2 separate regions of the Homo sapiens genome follow, and region 1 is linked to region 2. Evidence: chromatin loops called from intact Hi-C (ENCODE). Cell type or tissue: PC-3. All regions are shown on one strand.

Evidence for each region. A loop is a pair of places that touch in the nucleus more often than their neighbours do. Peaks named below come from ENCODE experiments on the same cell type or tissue, not always from the same donor. Only the 100,000 strongest peaks of a DNase experiment are listed, where the experiment ranks them.
Region 1: it touches region 2 in a loop (8-fold over the local background); 1 of 110 quality-filtered maps calls a loop at or near these places.

The regions. Positions count from the first base shown.
Region 1 is chr4:56,739,183-56,747,182 of GRCh38, reverse strand. No RefSeq gene overlaps it. Among named protein-coding and RNA genes, the nearest start is that of CHAER1, 39 kb to the right of the region's middle. In PC-3, no CTCF peak of the experiment used is centred here; no DNase peak of the experiment used is centred here; H3K27ac peaks cover 263 bases.
Region 2 is chr4:56,618,921-56,626,920 of GRCh38, reverse strand. It overlaps a transcript of SPMAP2L not described here. Among named protein-coding and RNA genes, the nearest start is that of HOPX, 58 kb to the left of the region's middle. RefSeq lists a silencer at 7,618-7,707. In PC-3, a CTCF peak has its summit at 7,486 (motif pointing right); a DNase peak (open chromatin) is centred at 7,510; H3K27ac peaks cover 974 bases.

The sequences.
Region 1 (8,000 bases), 120 kb before region 2:
GGAAGTTAAGAATATCATAGAAATAATCAGCAGATAGGAGAGTAAGCGCTAAAGTTTGTGATCCAGGTTTTGGTGCTGGAATTGTCCAGAGAGCAGCAGATGCCAGAAGGAACGTAGAGGCTTCAGGGCAAGGCAGACTTGAACTAAACACTCATAACCTCATGAGAAATGCCGGGATGGGGCTGGCAAACTCATCCAGCCGAAGGGCTGTCCTCCAGACAGCAGTTTGGACAATCGTTTCCAAAGTCATATGGCAAGTTTGTATTTGAATCGTGGGAATCTGATGCAATAAGTGATGCGGGCAACTGAAGCCACTGAGCATTGGAAACACTTGACCTTCAATGGGTGCTGGTGTTCAGATTCCAAGTATTCTGACTGCTTCTGGGGCTAAGGAGGAATGGTGCCAGCCCCTAGGGAGAGGGAAATGGCAAGAGGATGTCACATGCCTAGTCCCAGCTGAGTGAGCTGGAGCTTCAGTCCCAGCAGGGGACTATGTCTAGGTCATAGAGAGAGAAGCCTTGTACAGGAACTTGGGAAACTAGTGATGTTGAGGGGGTTGAGGGGGATAAGTGGAGGGCAGAGGCTTCATTTTACTTGCATTCCCAGGAACTCATCTCTGGGCACACCAGCTACTCCTGGGAGTAAGGCACCAATGTTACTTCCAGACCCAACTAGGTAAATGGGTAAGGGACTTGCTTAGAATTGGTTTAAGGATCAAGAGTGACTGAGCCTGCAGCTGAGGAGACCGAGTAATGTCAACTAAAGAATCACATAATTTATACATTTAGAAAAAATTCTTTTTTTTTTTTTCCAGAGACAGAGTCTTACTCTGTCACTCAGGCTGGAGTGCAGTGGTGCGATCTTGACTCACTGAAACCTCCACCTCCCAGGTTCAAATGATTCTTGTGCCTCAGCCTCCTGAGTGGCTGGGATTACAGGCACCCACCACCATGTCTGGCTAATTTTTGTATTTTTAGTAGAGATGGGGTTTCACCACGTTGGCCAGGCTGGTCTTGAACTCCTGGCTCAAGTGGTTTACCCGCCTCGGCCTCCCAAAGTACTGGGATTATAGGTGTGAGCCACTGCACCTGGTCAGAAAAAAGACTTTTTTTTTTTTTAAATTTATTATTATTATACTTTAAGTTTTAGGGTACATGTGCACAATGTGCAGGTTTGTTACATATGTATACATGTGCCATGCTGGTGCGCTGCACCCACTAACTCGTCATCTAGCATTAGGTATATCTCCTAATGCTATCCCTCCCCCCTCCCCCCACCTCACAACAGTCCTCAGAGTGTGATGTCCCCCTTCCTGTGTCCATGTGTTCTCATTGTTCAATTCCCACCTATGAGTGAGAATATGCGGTGTTTGGTTTTTTGTTCTTGCGATAGTTTACTGAGAATGATGATTTCCAATTTCATCCATGTCCCTACAAAGGACATGAACTCACCATTTTTTATGGCTGCATAGTATTCCATGGTGTACATGTGCCACATTTTCTATAAAGGGTTACAGCCCGTAAGGTGGCTGTCCTCACAGGCTGCAAAGTGTAGCCTCTGGCAGAGATTGTTAGCAAGCACTTCAAGGAAGGGGAGGGTGGAACAGGGATTTATGCTGAATGTGTTGGCCAGGTATATGTATTCACCAGGTTACAGGAGGAGCTATGAATATTCATGGAGGAGATCATAATGCATGTTTACCAAATAAACATATATGTTACATAAGATCCATGTTCACTTTTAACAAATGAGAAGACAACATTTAAATGCATTACAATTAGACCCTCTGCATCAAAAGGTGAAGCAGGGACATGAAGGCACTCAGTGACCAGCCTCTGTAAACCAGCTAGAACCAGTCCACAGTCAGTAGTCTCTTATCAGGAGAAAGTTACTGAAATTAGTGTATTGTCCAATCAAAGCTGTAGTTGTGGCTTGTAAAACGGGTGTGTGTGTGGGGGGGTGGTCATTTAGCATCTGGCAGTGAGGGAGTTGAATTTTTTTAATATTGCTTATCTCAAGGACAGTACTTGCTTAGCTGATAGAGAAAAAGAAAAGTCCCGTGGCAGTCAAAACATAGTTTATTCTTTAAGTGTAAGGGGTGTGTGACTTAACCTTTCTCTGGCATGGCCTTAGGTCCTGTTTATACTTTGGTATCTTATTGCCACAAAGAGTCTATTCTGTGAGTCTTATGATCTCGAATTTAACATTAATGCTGGTCAGCTGTGGTGTCTAAACTACACGAAGAGGGGAGCACAATGAGGCCCATCTGGCCTCCTGTCCCATCATGGCTGGGAACTCAAGTTTTTAAGGTTTCTCTGGGGTCCCCTTGGCCAAGAGGGGGTCTGTTCAGTTGGTTGAGGGCTTAGGATTTTATTTTTAGTTCTCAGTGACATAGAAGTGGATTTAGATCTTGGAAGGATGCTTAGCCCAGTGCCAGAGCATAGCAGGGACTCAATAAATGTTGATTGAGGTGATGACTGAGGTTGAAGAGACAAAAGAAATACATAGGAAACATTTTTTCCCACAATGTGAGAACATATATCACGAAAAACTACATCGTATGGCTCAGCCAAAATTATGTAGGAGATTGCATTGGTTAGGATAAAGGCTATGCTACTGCAAAAAAGAGACTCAAAAATTCAGAGACTTAAAAAGGATAAAAATGTATTTCTCTTTGATATAACAATTTGATTAGTCTAGGCTATCAAGACAGCTCTACTTATGAGGCCATTCAGGATCAATTGCTTCTTCCACCATTGCTTAGGGCTGCAGTTCCTAAACTGTGTACCAACTTGTCCCAGGGAGCTTCAGTGAACTGCTAGGGGCACCATGGAATGTTTCAAATTTTTAACAAAGACACAGTGATCCTCAACATCTGACATGCCACAAAAACTACTAGCTACTAGGTAGTTCACAGTATCAACTTTAGTTAGCACTACTTTCCTTTTGATGACATCGTGTTTTTGTAAAGCTAGGTCTTTGGTGGTTGCTATGACAAAAAGTAAGTATTATGAGAAAATCAGTGTGAAACAGTAATAAAGGTGGCAGTGTCCAATGTGAATCCAAGGTCTGAGGACTTGTACAGTGCCCAACAGGTGCACATTCCCATTACAAAGTAATTGCAGTTGTTTAAAAGTAAAATAAAATGTTTTTATTTCAATTTATGTAAATTATTTTTGCAAATGACTACTAAGTGTTGGGAGACAATTCTCCATGGATTTCTCATGGGCTTGCACATGTCATAAGCAAAGGCCCTAGCTGCCTTTGATCCAGACTATATTTTCAAGATGTTTGTGTAGCTAATAGCCTCGGGAGGCAGAGATAGCAACTTCCTCTGGAGTAAAGAGCAGGTCTGTTTACTGTCTAGTAATAAAGATAATGTCTCCCTCCAGGGCAAAGATCAGGCAGGCTTACTGCTGATTATAAAAGATTCATATTACCAAAGCTTGGTAACCTGAGATTCAGGCTACCTCTCCTATAATACAACCCACTGTGTCTGCAGGTGCCATATGTCCCTCTTCATATAGCACTGTAGGAATCAGGGCTCAGAAAAGCAGAGCTAATGAGGACACTCTGGCTATTGCTACTGCCAAGAGTAATAAATTCCTTAGTTTCTGACCCAGGAGTCTTGTGTCTTCTGCCAGCATCCATAAAACTGTGGCAGACTAACTTGCTAGTTTACAAGTAGGATGAAATCTCAGACCCCTCACAGTTTTTGACATTAAGTTGTTAGGATACACGAACTTATTAGGTTGTTTGGATAAAACTACTCAATACACAGAACTGTTGGGTACTTCTTTTGGCCAGGGAGCACTGTGATAAAATTACTGAGACACTAAGGGTGCTGTGAACTGAGAAGTTTGGGAATTTCTGGCTCTGTGCATTTCTGTGCATTGTTCTCATCTCTGTGTGTGTGTGTTTGTGTGTGTGTGTGTGTGTGTGTGTGTTTGACAGAGTCTCACTCTGTCACCCAGGCTAGAGTGCAGTGGTGTGATCTTGGCTCACTGCAACCTCTGCCTCCCGGGTTCAAGTGATTCTTGTGTCTCAGCCTCCTGAGTAGCTGGGATTATAGGCATGCACCACCATGCACAGCTAATTTTTGTACTTTTAGTAGAGATGGGTTTTCACCATGTTGTTCAAGCTGGTCTTGAACTCCTGACCTCAGGTGATCCACCCGCCTTGGCCTCCCAAAGTGCTGGGCAGGTGTGAGCCACTGCACCCAGCCTCATCCATGTGTTTGAAGATGACTGGGAAGTCATCACTTTACATCACAGAGAGGTAAAAGGGAAAAAGACAAAGGAAGCAATTTCTTTTTAAAAGCAAGCCAGGCACAAGTCACACACATTTCTGGCTCACATTCCATTGGTGAACTTAGTTATGTGTCCACAGCCAGCCACTAAGGAGGCTGGGAAGTGGAATCTCTAGTTAAGTATCCATGGCCTGGCTTAAACTCTACATTTCTGGAAGAAAAGGAGATAGATTTTGGTGGACAACTAACATTCTCCACCACAGAGATATTTCCTTATGGTTAGTTATTGCTGCTTGAACTAATACTCCGGGTGGAGATGTGTAAATAGTCTTTTAATATCTTCATTGTGAGCTGGCACTGTGTGGTTTTTATCTGACAGGAATGTGCTTGGTAATCTCTGCAGTTTTCTTGCTTCCTTACCCTCTTTTGGCTTCCTATACTAGCCCTAATGCTCAGAACCCATTAATGAGAATCTCTGCTGATACAGTTTGGCTGTGTCCCTACCCAAATCTCGTCTTGAATTGTAGCTCCCATAATCCCCATGTGTCCTGGAAGGGACCCGGTGGGAAGTAATTGAATCATGGGGGCGGGTTTTCCCGTGCTGTTCTCGTGATAGTGAGTAAGTCTCACGAGATCTGATAGTTTGATAAAGGGCGGTTCCCCTGCACATGCTTTCTTGCCTGCTGCCATGTAACAACTGCCTTTGCTCCTCCTTTGCCTTCTGCTATGATTGTGAGGCCTCCCCAGCCATGTGGAACTGTGAGTCCATTAAATCTCTTTTTCTTTATAAATCACCCAGTCTCAGGTATGTCTTTATTAGCAGTGTAAGAACAGACTAATACATTTGCCTAGGCAGATTCTGGGATGCCCAGTCTCTTCTCTTGGGTGGCAGGTGCTGGGACCTGCAATGTGTATTCTTGGATTTTAGAGCTTATGGTGGAGGGTGGAGCAGTGAGTAGGGCATGGATCCTCGACTCATGTCTACAGCAAAGTGGGGCAGAGCAACCATATTTAGCACCAAATACAAGCAGGAGTGGATCCAGGCTTTGAAGGGCCTGGGGCTTAAACAATTTGGGGATTCTCTTTAAGAAAAAAAGATATAAAATTAAGTATGTATAAATAATGAATATTTATTACTTAATAAATATTTACTATTAATAAATAATACACAAATATTTATTATTTATTCAAAATAAATATTCATTTGGAATAAGTGAAGTAATAATAGTAATTTTTCAAATGTAGAAATGCTGGCAGATATTACAAACATCAACACATTTTTAAAAACTAATATTTTTATTCATTATCTGTCCAACACACCTCTATAAATTTTTTGGTAATTTTTATATGATTAATAATTCTTAAAAATATATAAAACTAATCTGAAATTAAAATATACAGAAGAGCACTTGTTTTTTTTTTTTTTTTGAGATGGAGTTTTGCTGTTGTTGCCCAGGCTGCAGTGCAATGGCGTGATCTTGGCCCACTGCAACCTCCGCCTCCTGGGTTCCGACAATTCTCCTGCCTCGGCCTCCTGAGTAGCTGGGATGTCAGGCACCCACCACCATGTCTGGCTAGTTTTTGTATTTTTAGTAGAAACGGGGTTTCACTGTGTTGCCCAGCCTGGTCTTGAACTCCTGACCTCAAGTGATCTGCCCACCACAGCCTCCCCGGCTAATTTTTGTATTTTCTAGTAGAGATGGGGTTTCACCATGTTGGCCAGGCTGGTCTTGAACTCCTGACCTTAAGTGATCTGCCCACTTCAGCCTCCCAAAGTGCTGGGATTAGAGGCGTGATCCACTGGGCCCAGCCTCAGAAGAGCAATTTTAAATTGTACTTGTGTTGAACTATATTATAATTATTAATCTAATTATAATTATGTAATCAAATTACTATTACTTACATTGATTTATTAATGAATATGTATAGGAGTTTTGACATAAGAAAACTCCTCAGGCCATTTTGCCATTTCTGTGTCAATGTTGTGTGCCTTTTCGTCAATGAACAGACCTCGTCAGCCCAAGAGCATCAGATGTGCTAAGAGGTGATGTGATCTGATTGGATGCATAAAATGTGGGACTTCCCACACAGATGGGCTTGCTGTTGGTGATACTGCTACAGTTTATGCCCTACAAATCCAGGAATTGTGACCAATCCTATTTTGTGACATTCCCATCAAAATATATATGTGTATTATGTGTTAATAATTGTGTACACTCTCCTATCAAGTATATTTCTGATAGTAGCAAACTTTTGTTTTAACCAGGTATCAATGAGAACTGAATCTTCCATTTAAAACTGTATACCTCTGATGATTGGAAGCATTTTCTGAAGACTAGCTTTTGGCTCCAGACATTTCAAACTGTATTTTCCCTCCATTACTTACATATATTTCTGGTGGTGGGCACCGTTGGACACGTTCATACCACAATTTGACCCTTGGCTCTGCACTTTGGTGTTATGACACTAGATGAGTTGGCTCAATGGGATTAGGAATATTTCTGGAAGTCATTCCTACACCAAGAGGGCTGGTAATAGCCTAACTAAACATAAAAGCGACTGCAAACCACATAAATATATGCCACTCAATCCAAACTTCATGTATCCCCAACTCAAGTTGTCCTTAGTCAGATGCCAAAAATGCCTGCCACCAACTCATCACTACTGAATAGAACGCTGATGGTGAGAAGGTCAGAGAGGAAAGACAGTGATCTTAAACAAATGCTGTTAAAATACTTTTATTTTCCAAATTGTATAAAATCACATGGCTATAGGAACATATTGTTAGGGCTGCTCAAGGGGTGTTGCATGGGGCACATGAATGTAAAACTTGATCTCCAATAGCTTCCCTTAGCAATACATAGGTTGTGAGTGACCACAGGCAGATCCATGTACAAACCAATGCAATAGCCTCAAAAAACAGCCATCATTTTGAAGCACTTTATAATTTACAAAGCATTCATATTCATTGTCATAGTCAATGCTCAAAGCAGCCTGTAGGTTGCCAAAGTAGATACCAACATTTTGAGAAGTAAAATAACTTGCTCCAGGAAAGCGAAACTTTTTGGACCCCAAACTGAGGTTGTCCAACTTTACAATTCATGCTCTTTCATTCCACCACACCAGAAAAGATTTGTACAAGAACTCTTTGCCCGACATATATTAACAGCTCAAGAAATATTCGTGTAACCAATGAAAGAAAAGAAAGAAGTAGAGTGGGAACCAGGAATGCTTTAAGGACCTGGGAAAGACAATCCTTTAGTGGGAAGGAAAACAGACCAGAATCTCAGGCTTCCCAGCATCTCTTTCAGATGTCAACCTGTTTTTCTTGCCCAGTGGCTCCGTCCAGTGTAATGAGGGATCAGAACACAGATGATTACTCCATAAACAGGCTCTGGGTCCATGCACTCCCATAAAACAGTTTCTGTTTTTCTGGGTTACAGGTAGAGAGTGAGCTGGGTTTTCCTCTGTAGGTGGGGGTGGGGTAATGGGGAGCAGATGGGTGAGTTTTAATTAAAGTTAATTGTGGCTTTGGTAAATGAAGAAAATGATGAATGTGCCATCCACCCGTTGCATGCCTGTTGCTTAACTTCAGTTGTGTGGTGGGAGGAGGCTGGGAAGAAAATCTGGACTTTTCATTTAAATGTCTGAGGCCCTGATCTTCATTCCAGATGTGGTGAGATCAGTGATAGGATCTCAAGTTTCTCTTCTGCTTTGTCAGACCTCAGACAGGAGGAGGATTTTCACACTG
Region 2 (8,000 bases):
TAACCATCCAATGGGTTCATCTTGCTGGCTGCCCAGACAGAGCCAATTTATTGGGACAGAAATTGCAACAGAGAAAGAGTTTAATACATGTAGAGCCAGCTAACCAGAAGGCTGGAGATTTATTATTACTCAAATCAGCCTCCTTGAAAATTTGGAGGCTAGGATTTTTTAAAGATAGTTTGGTGGTGGGGGCTAGGGAATGGGTGCTGCTGATTGGTTGGGGATGCACTCATAGGGTGTGGAAATAGTCCTTCTGCCCTGAGTCCGCTTTTGGGGAGGAGCCACAGGACTAGTTGAGTCATGAGTGGACTCATCAGGTTGTGAGAAATGGAAAAGTCAGAAAAGACAACTCAAAAAGCAAATCTTATGTTCTACAATACTGATGTCATTTACAGGAGTAATTGGGGAAGTTACAAATCTTGTAACCTCTGGAACAATGGCAGGTTATCATTTAACTATGCATACATCTTAGCAGAATTCAAGCCCCTCTTGTAATCCTAACTTTGCAGACTTTAGTTTAGTTTTGGGAAGGGCTATTATTATCCTTGCTTTAAGGTTACACTATAAGCTAAATTTCTCCAAAAATTAGCTTGGCCCATGCCCAGGAATGACCAAGGACAGTTTGGAGGTTAAGGCCAAGATGGACTTGGTTAGGTCAGATCTCTTTTACTGTCATGTTTTTCTGTTATAATTTTTACAAAGGCAATTTCACTTTCATATTTTATTTCTCATCCCAGTCACCCATGGGAGGCTATGGCCTTTTCTTTTCCTTATCTTCATCTTCTTCCATTGAAACTTATCTGTCCTATGTCTCATTCCTTCAGTTTCCTCTCAGCTGAACTGTGTTGAGAGGTATCCAATGTCTCCAAAGGTGACCACATATGTGATGGTTGGCATCGGCTGGGAAGGGAAGTCTTACCACTTAGCAGCAGGGACCAGTGTGGCCAACCCACAGGGTAGCCACAGGGCTTTCTTGAAAGCTTCTTGGAGAAACCCTGGAGATTGTCTGGGAAACACACCTTCTGACTTCACTCTGTTGAGAAATAACTCCGGCTATCTGGAAGCTGAAATTTTACTAGGGGAGATAAGAACTACATACAAATAAAATACATGGCCTGTATTAGTCCGTTTTCATGCTGCTGATAAAGATATACTGAAATTGGGAAGAAAAGGAGGTTTAATTTGACTTACATTTCCACATGGCTGGGGAGGCCTCAGAATCATGGCGGGAGGTGAAAGGCACTTCTTACATGGCAGCAGCAAGAGGAAGATGAGGAAAAAGCAAAAGTGGAAACCCCTGATAAACCCATCAGATCTTGTGACACTTATTCACTATCATGAGAATAGCACGGGAAAGACTGGCCCCCATGATTCAATTACCTCCCCCTGGATCCTCCCATAACCTGTGGGAATTCTGGGAGATACAATTCAAGTTGAGATTTGGGTGGGAACATAGCCAAACCATATCATTCCGCCCCTGGCCCCTCCAAATCTCATGTGCTCACATTTCAAAACCAATCATGCCTTCCCAACAGTCCCCCAAAGTCTTAACTCATTTCAGCATTAACCCAAAGTGCACAGTACAAAGTCTCATTTGAAACAAGGCAAATCCCTTCCTCCTATGAGCCTGTAAAATCAAAAGCAAGCTAGTTACTTCCTAGATACAATGGGAGTACAGGTATTGTGTACATACAGTCATGCCAAATGGGAGAAATTGGCCAAACCAAAGGGGTAGCAGGCCCCATATAAGTCTGAAACCCAGCAGGGCAGTCAAATTTTAAAGATCCTAAATGATCTCCTTTGACTCCAGGTCTCACATCCAGGTCACCCACAAGAGATGGGTTCCCATGGTCTTGAGCAGCTGTACCCCTGTGGCTTTGCAGGGTAGAGCCTCCCTCCTGGCTGCTTTCACAGGCTTGCATTGAATGTCTGCAGCTTTTCCAGGTGCACAGTACAAGCTGTTGGTGGATCTACCATTCTGGGGTCTGGAGGACAGTGACCCTCTTCTCTCAGCTCCACTAGGCAGTGCCCCAGTAGGGACTCTGTGTGGGGGCTCTGACCCCACATTTCCCTTCCACACTGCCCTAGAAGAGGTTCTCCATGAGGGCCCCGCCCTGCAGCAAACTTTTGCCTGGACATCCAAGTATTTCCATACATCTTCTGAAATCTAAGTGGAGGTTCCCAAACCTCAATTCTTGACTTCTGTGCACCCGCAGGCTCAACACCAAGTGGAAGCTGCCAAGGCTTGAAGCTTCCACCCTCTGAAGCCACAGCTCGAGCTCTGTGTTGGCCCTTTTCAGCCAAGGCTGGAGCAGATGGGACACAGAGCACCAAGTCCCTAGGCTGAACATAGCATGGGGACCCTGGGCCTGGCCCACAAAACCACTTTTTCCTCCTAGGCCTCCAGGCCTGTGATGGGAGGGGCTGCCATGAAGGTCCCTGAAATGGCCTGGAGACATTTTCCCCATGGTCTTGGGGATTAACATTAGGATCCTTGCTAGTTATGCAAATTTCTGCAGCTGGCTTGAATTTCTCCTCAAAAAATGGGCTTTTCTTTTCTACTGCATCATAGGCTGCAAATTTTTGAAACCCTCATGTTCTTTTTTTCCCTTTTAAAACAGAATGCTTTTAACAGCACCCAAGTCAACTTTTGAATGCTTTGCTGCTTAGAAATTTCTTCTGCCAGATGCTCTAAATCATCTCTCTCAAGTTCAAATTTCCACAAATCTCTAAGGCAGGAGCAAAATGCTGCCAGTCTCTTTGCTAAAACATAACAAGAGTCGCCTTTGCTCCAGTTCCCAACAAGTTCCTCATCTCCATCTGAGACAACTTCAGCCTGGATTTCATTGTCCATATCATTATCGATTTTTTGTCAAAGCCATTCAACAAGTCTCTAGGAAGTCCAAACTTTCCCACATTTTCCTGGCTTCTTCTGAGCCCTCCAAACTGTTCCAGCCTCTGCCTGTTACCCAGTTCCAAAGTTTCTTCCACATTTTTGGGTATCGTTTCAGCAGTGCCCCACTCTACTGGTACCAATTTACTGTATTAGTCTGTTTTCATGCTGCTGATAAAAACATACATGAAACTGGGAAGAAAAAGAGGTTTAATTGGACTTACAGTTCCACATGAGTGGGGAGGCCTCAGAATCATGGTGGGAGGTGAAAGGCACTTCTTACATGGCAGTGGCAAGAGAAAAAATGAGGAGGAAGGAAAAGTGGAGACCCCCAATAAACCCATCAGATCTCTTGAGACTTATAGACTATCATGATAATAGCATAGGAAAGACCAGCCCCCATGATTCCGTTACCTCCTTCTCAGTCCCTCCCACAACACATTGGAATTCTGGGAGAATTCAAGTTGAGATTTGAGTGGGGACACAGCCAAACCATATCATGGCCAAATAATACTTTGAAATGTGGATTTCTTTCTTTTTCTCTCTCTAGGGCTCCTCTCCCTTCCTTAGAGAAGGCTCTTGGCCTCATTGCCTTGGGGAAGGAATGTAGCAAGGGAGAACACAGATAAAGCTTGAAAGTGTTTTTTTGCTCCTTGTTCCAAAAGCTTACACCCTTAGGGAATCCAAGAGGTGGGGCATTGTGGAGGAGATTAAAGAAAAAGAAGCTGTGTCATCCCCAGACTGGAAAGAGTTTTCCATGGGTGGGGGTAAAAAGAAAAAAGGAGAGGCTGTGGGTTCTAGGAGCAGAAAGGATCATGCCTGGCTTTGCAACATGGTCACTATTTAGGAAAGAAAGCCCTAGAGAGAAAATGGCTATGTCTAAGTAGAAAGAATTAAAGGAGCCTCATCAAAGGCTCCTGCATCCTGGGCAGGCTAGAAAGGCAGCAGGAAGCTGGAGGACCCAAAGGGAACATATGGAGGAAAAGAACACATCCTAGCAGTAACCCGTGTGGACCAGGGCCCAGAGGACCATCCCAATCTGCCTTCCCTCCCATTATCCCCTAACCCCAGCCCTCCAGCCCCACCACTCAACATCTTAGCACCTGAAAATTCAGAAAGGTGCGAGACTGTTTTTCCACCAGCCGAGTTGGGGGTAAAAAGGCTCAAAGTCAGAAAGCAAGCTGAGTTATGGAGAATAAAGTCATGCTTTTCATACACCTGAGTTTATGGCCATGATTCAAGGCAGAGAAGGCAGTGTGCGGCATGAGGGAGAAGGATGTAGGTGGCTCTTGGGCTGGAGGAGGTTGGAGTCTGATTGTGGAGAGCCAGTTTGAGTTCTCCTGGATTAGCCAAACTCCCACCACAGAGAGGGAGTTGAAGACTTGGTTCTCTGCCTGAGCAAAACCTGTATGTTCTCAGAACAAAATGAAATGTGTTATTGCTGATCAACAAGATACTAACAATAAAGCACTTTGTTAAACACCTTCATATATGTTTGTTAATATGGTGAATCCTGTAGTGAGAATTGCTAAGATACAGTGTTTACTTAATAAATAAGCCTAGGGAGATTTGGAACTTTGCCTATAAAGAGTGAAATAGATTCATCTGGATAGATTTAATGTTCATGACAGTCAACCAAATGAGAAAGTTTATTTTGGCAATGGGTGCGAGGTATTTTTATTGCTCTCATTTAGTTCTTATTCCTTATTGCCTTTGCAAAATAAATAATGCTGCTTCATGCAAAATAAACTTCAAGCATGTTTTAACCTGATTTGTGTGGATGAGTCAAGATTTCCCCAAGAATCTATCCTGCAGCAGTCTCTTCTTCCACTAATTTATTTTTGTAAAAAAATTAATAGGCTTTCTTTTCTTTTTTAGCATTTTAGGTTTACAGAAAAATTTAGCAAAAAATATAGAATTCCCATATATACCTCTGCTCCCTACCCTGTCCCCCAATTTCTCTTATTAACATCTTGCATTAGTGTGGTACAATTGTTAAAAACTTGATGAGCCAATATTGATCATTATTATTAACTAAAGTCCATAGTTTACATTAGGGTCCACTCGTTGTGGTGTATATTCTATGGGTTTGAATAAATGTATGATGGCATGTTTCTACCATTACAATATCACACAGAGTAATTTCACCGCCCTAAAAATCCTCTGTGCTCCACCTATTCATTCTCTCTCCCTTTCCTTTTCCAGCCCTGGCAGCCACTCCAATTTGCTTTTATTAATCACACAAACAACTATACAGCAAATGAAATGAGAATCCAGTGAATACACATTTACATTGTATATCTAACCTTTTACATCAGTTCACATTGTCTCTATCTTTATCAGTAGGCAAGTTTATATTTTTCCATAGCTATAATAACTGTGCATATTATTTTCAATTCTAATTGTGTTCAATCAGCATCACTTCATAGATCTATTCCTATGTACAAGCAGATTCCACACACATATCATCTTTTATCTTGCCATAATGTCTAAGGATGAATTACCTTATGCTTGCTATGATTTTTCAGGATAAACTACCTGCCCTACAGTTATGAGATGTTTGCTCAAGTTCTAGCTCTTCAACATAAACAACTGGCATTGCCATACAATTTGATTCTTGTGAACTAAATGGTGTCATACAGAGAGGGTCATTTTTCTTCAAAGAACAAGTTTTTGGAGATCTCTCATAATTCAAGATTCATTTTTCCATAGGAATAAATAAAGAGTATGAGAGATGAATTCTGGGAGTACAAAAACCTATCACTATTGGAGCACATTTTTGCTTTCATGTTGCTTTTCATTTTTTAGCACTATTTTTAATTTTTCCTATAGTCTCCTAAATTAATAGGCAGTCTCCTAAATTAATAGTACAGTAATAATTTGCCTTATTCATACCATTTTCTCCTATCTAAATTTTATGCTGGACTTTCTGATTTATAGTTGCGTTTTTTTTCCGTCCAGTTTTAGCAACATCATCACTTGAATGACATTTTTATAAGATTTGTAAAATCTTTCAAATTATAGTAACAGTCAATATTAGAATAACAATCTAATAAATACTAACCTCACTCACAGAATTTCAGATGTCTTTGAACAACCATGGTTCTCCTGACATGGAGAATGAAGAGGATTACAGTTTGCTAACTGAAGGGGCACTCTCAGATGCTAGGCAGCAATTGAGAACAGTTTACAAGTCACTTCCTTACAGTGAGACTTAAAATTTTTATATCATGCTGCATTACATTACTTTAAATAGAGTATTTAAACTATTTCCACAGCAGAATGCATGCAGCCTTCAGCTGGCCCTGCTGAATTGCATGCACCTTAAAAACAACTAGAAGGATGTCGGGCGCGGTGGCTCACGCCTGTAATCCCAGCACTTTGGGAGGCCGAGGCGGGCAGATCACCTGAGGTTGGGAGTTCGAGGCCAGCCTGACCAACATGGAGAAACCCCGTCTCTACTAAAAACACAAAATTAGCTGGACATGATGGCGCATGCCTGTAATCCCAGCTACTCGGGCAGTGAGGCAGGAGAATCGCTTGAACCCAGGAGGCGGAGGTTGCGGTGAGCTGAGATCGCGCTGTTGCACTTCCAGCCTGGGCAACAAGAACAAAATTCCGTCTCAAAAAAAAAAAAAAAACTAGAAGGCTATTTTGTTTCCTTTAGGCTGCAACTCACTTTTTATCTTATCATCCAAATAAACCAAAAATCTCTTTTGGAACATAAGCTTGGGGTTTTCTTTTCTTTCAGCATAAAAAATTCCCAAGGAGCTGGACAACAGTAACTCATTTAGAGAGGTTTCATTCTGGCTGTGCAAGCCCCAGTCTGATTCTTGGGTCCTGACTTTCCTTTCCTTGTGAAGTGACTGCAGATTGTAGGCAAGGCTGTGGCCCTGGTCTAGCATTTCCCATGCAGGATTTACAGCCTCGCTGCTGAAGGGATGCCCAGTGAGAGACTTTGAAACAGCTTGTTTAGGTAAGTGTAGATGCATCCAAGTCCCAGCCAGCCAGCCTTAGCTGTGACTCTGCAGTGCCTGGTAGAGCTGCCTATGACATTCCTCAAGTCAGCCCTGCAGACCATCCTACAACAGCCACTCCATGGAGATCAGAGCTATATAAGCTAGTTTTTTTCTGTTTTTGTTTTTGTTTTTGTTTTTTTAGTATTGAGTTGTAGGAGTTCCTTATATATATTGGGGTTTAACCCCTTATCAAATAGTTTGCAAATATTTTCTCCCACTTCACGGATTGCCTTTTCACTCTGCTGATTTTCTTTACTCTGCAGAAGCTTTTTAGTTCATTGTAGTTTCACTTACTTATTTTTTAGTTTTGTTGCCTATGCTTTTGACGTTATATTGTGAAGATGTGGAAACAGCCTAAATGTTCATCTGCAGATGAACAAATAAATAAAAATGTGGTATATATACACAACAGAATATCCTTCAGCCTTAACAAAGAAGGAAATCCTGCCTCATGCGACAATATGGACTAAGCTTAAGGACATTGTGCTGAGTGAAATAAGCCAGTCACAGAAAGACAAGTACTGTATGATTCCACTTACATGAGGTATCTAAAACAGTCAAATTCATAGAATCAAAGAGTGGAATGGTAGTTGCCAGCCACTGGGGGGAGGAGAAATGGAACGGTACTAACAACAGGCATCAAGTTTCAGTAAAGCCAGATGAATAAGCTCTAGAAATCTGCCACATTGTACCTATACAGTAGTTCCTCCTTAACTGCAGTTTTGCTTTTAGAGGTTTCAGTTACCCAAGGTCAATCACAGTCTGAAAATAGGTGAGTAGGGTACAATGCAATATTTTGACACAGAGAGAGAAACCACATTTACATAACTTTTATTGCAGTATATTATCACAATTATTCTATTTTATTACTAGCTATCATTGTTCATCTCTTACAGTGCCTAATTTATAAATTAAACTTTATCATAGGCATGGTGTCCTAATTAGGGAAAAGGAGTCAGGCTTGTAGGACCAGGGGAAAGCAAAGAGATAAAGCAAATAAGCCATATGTCTGCCTTTCTTCATGGTCCAGAACATATAAACAAAAACAGGAAGCAGATAAGCTACAGGGCTGCTTTTCTTTATGGCCC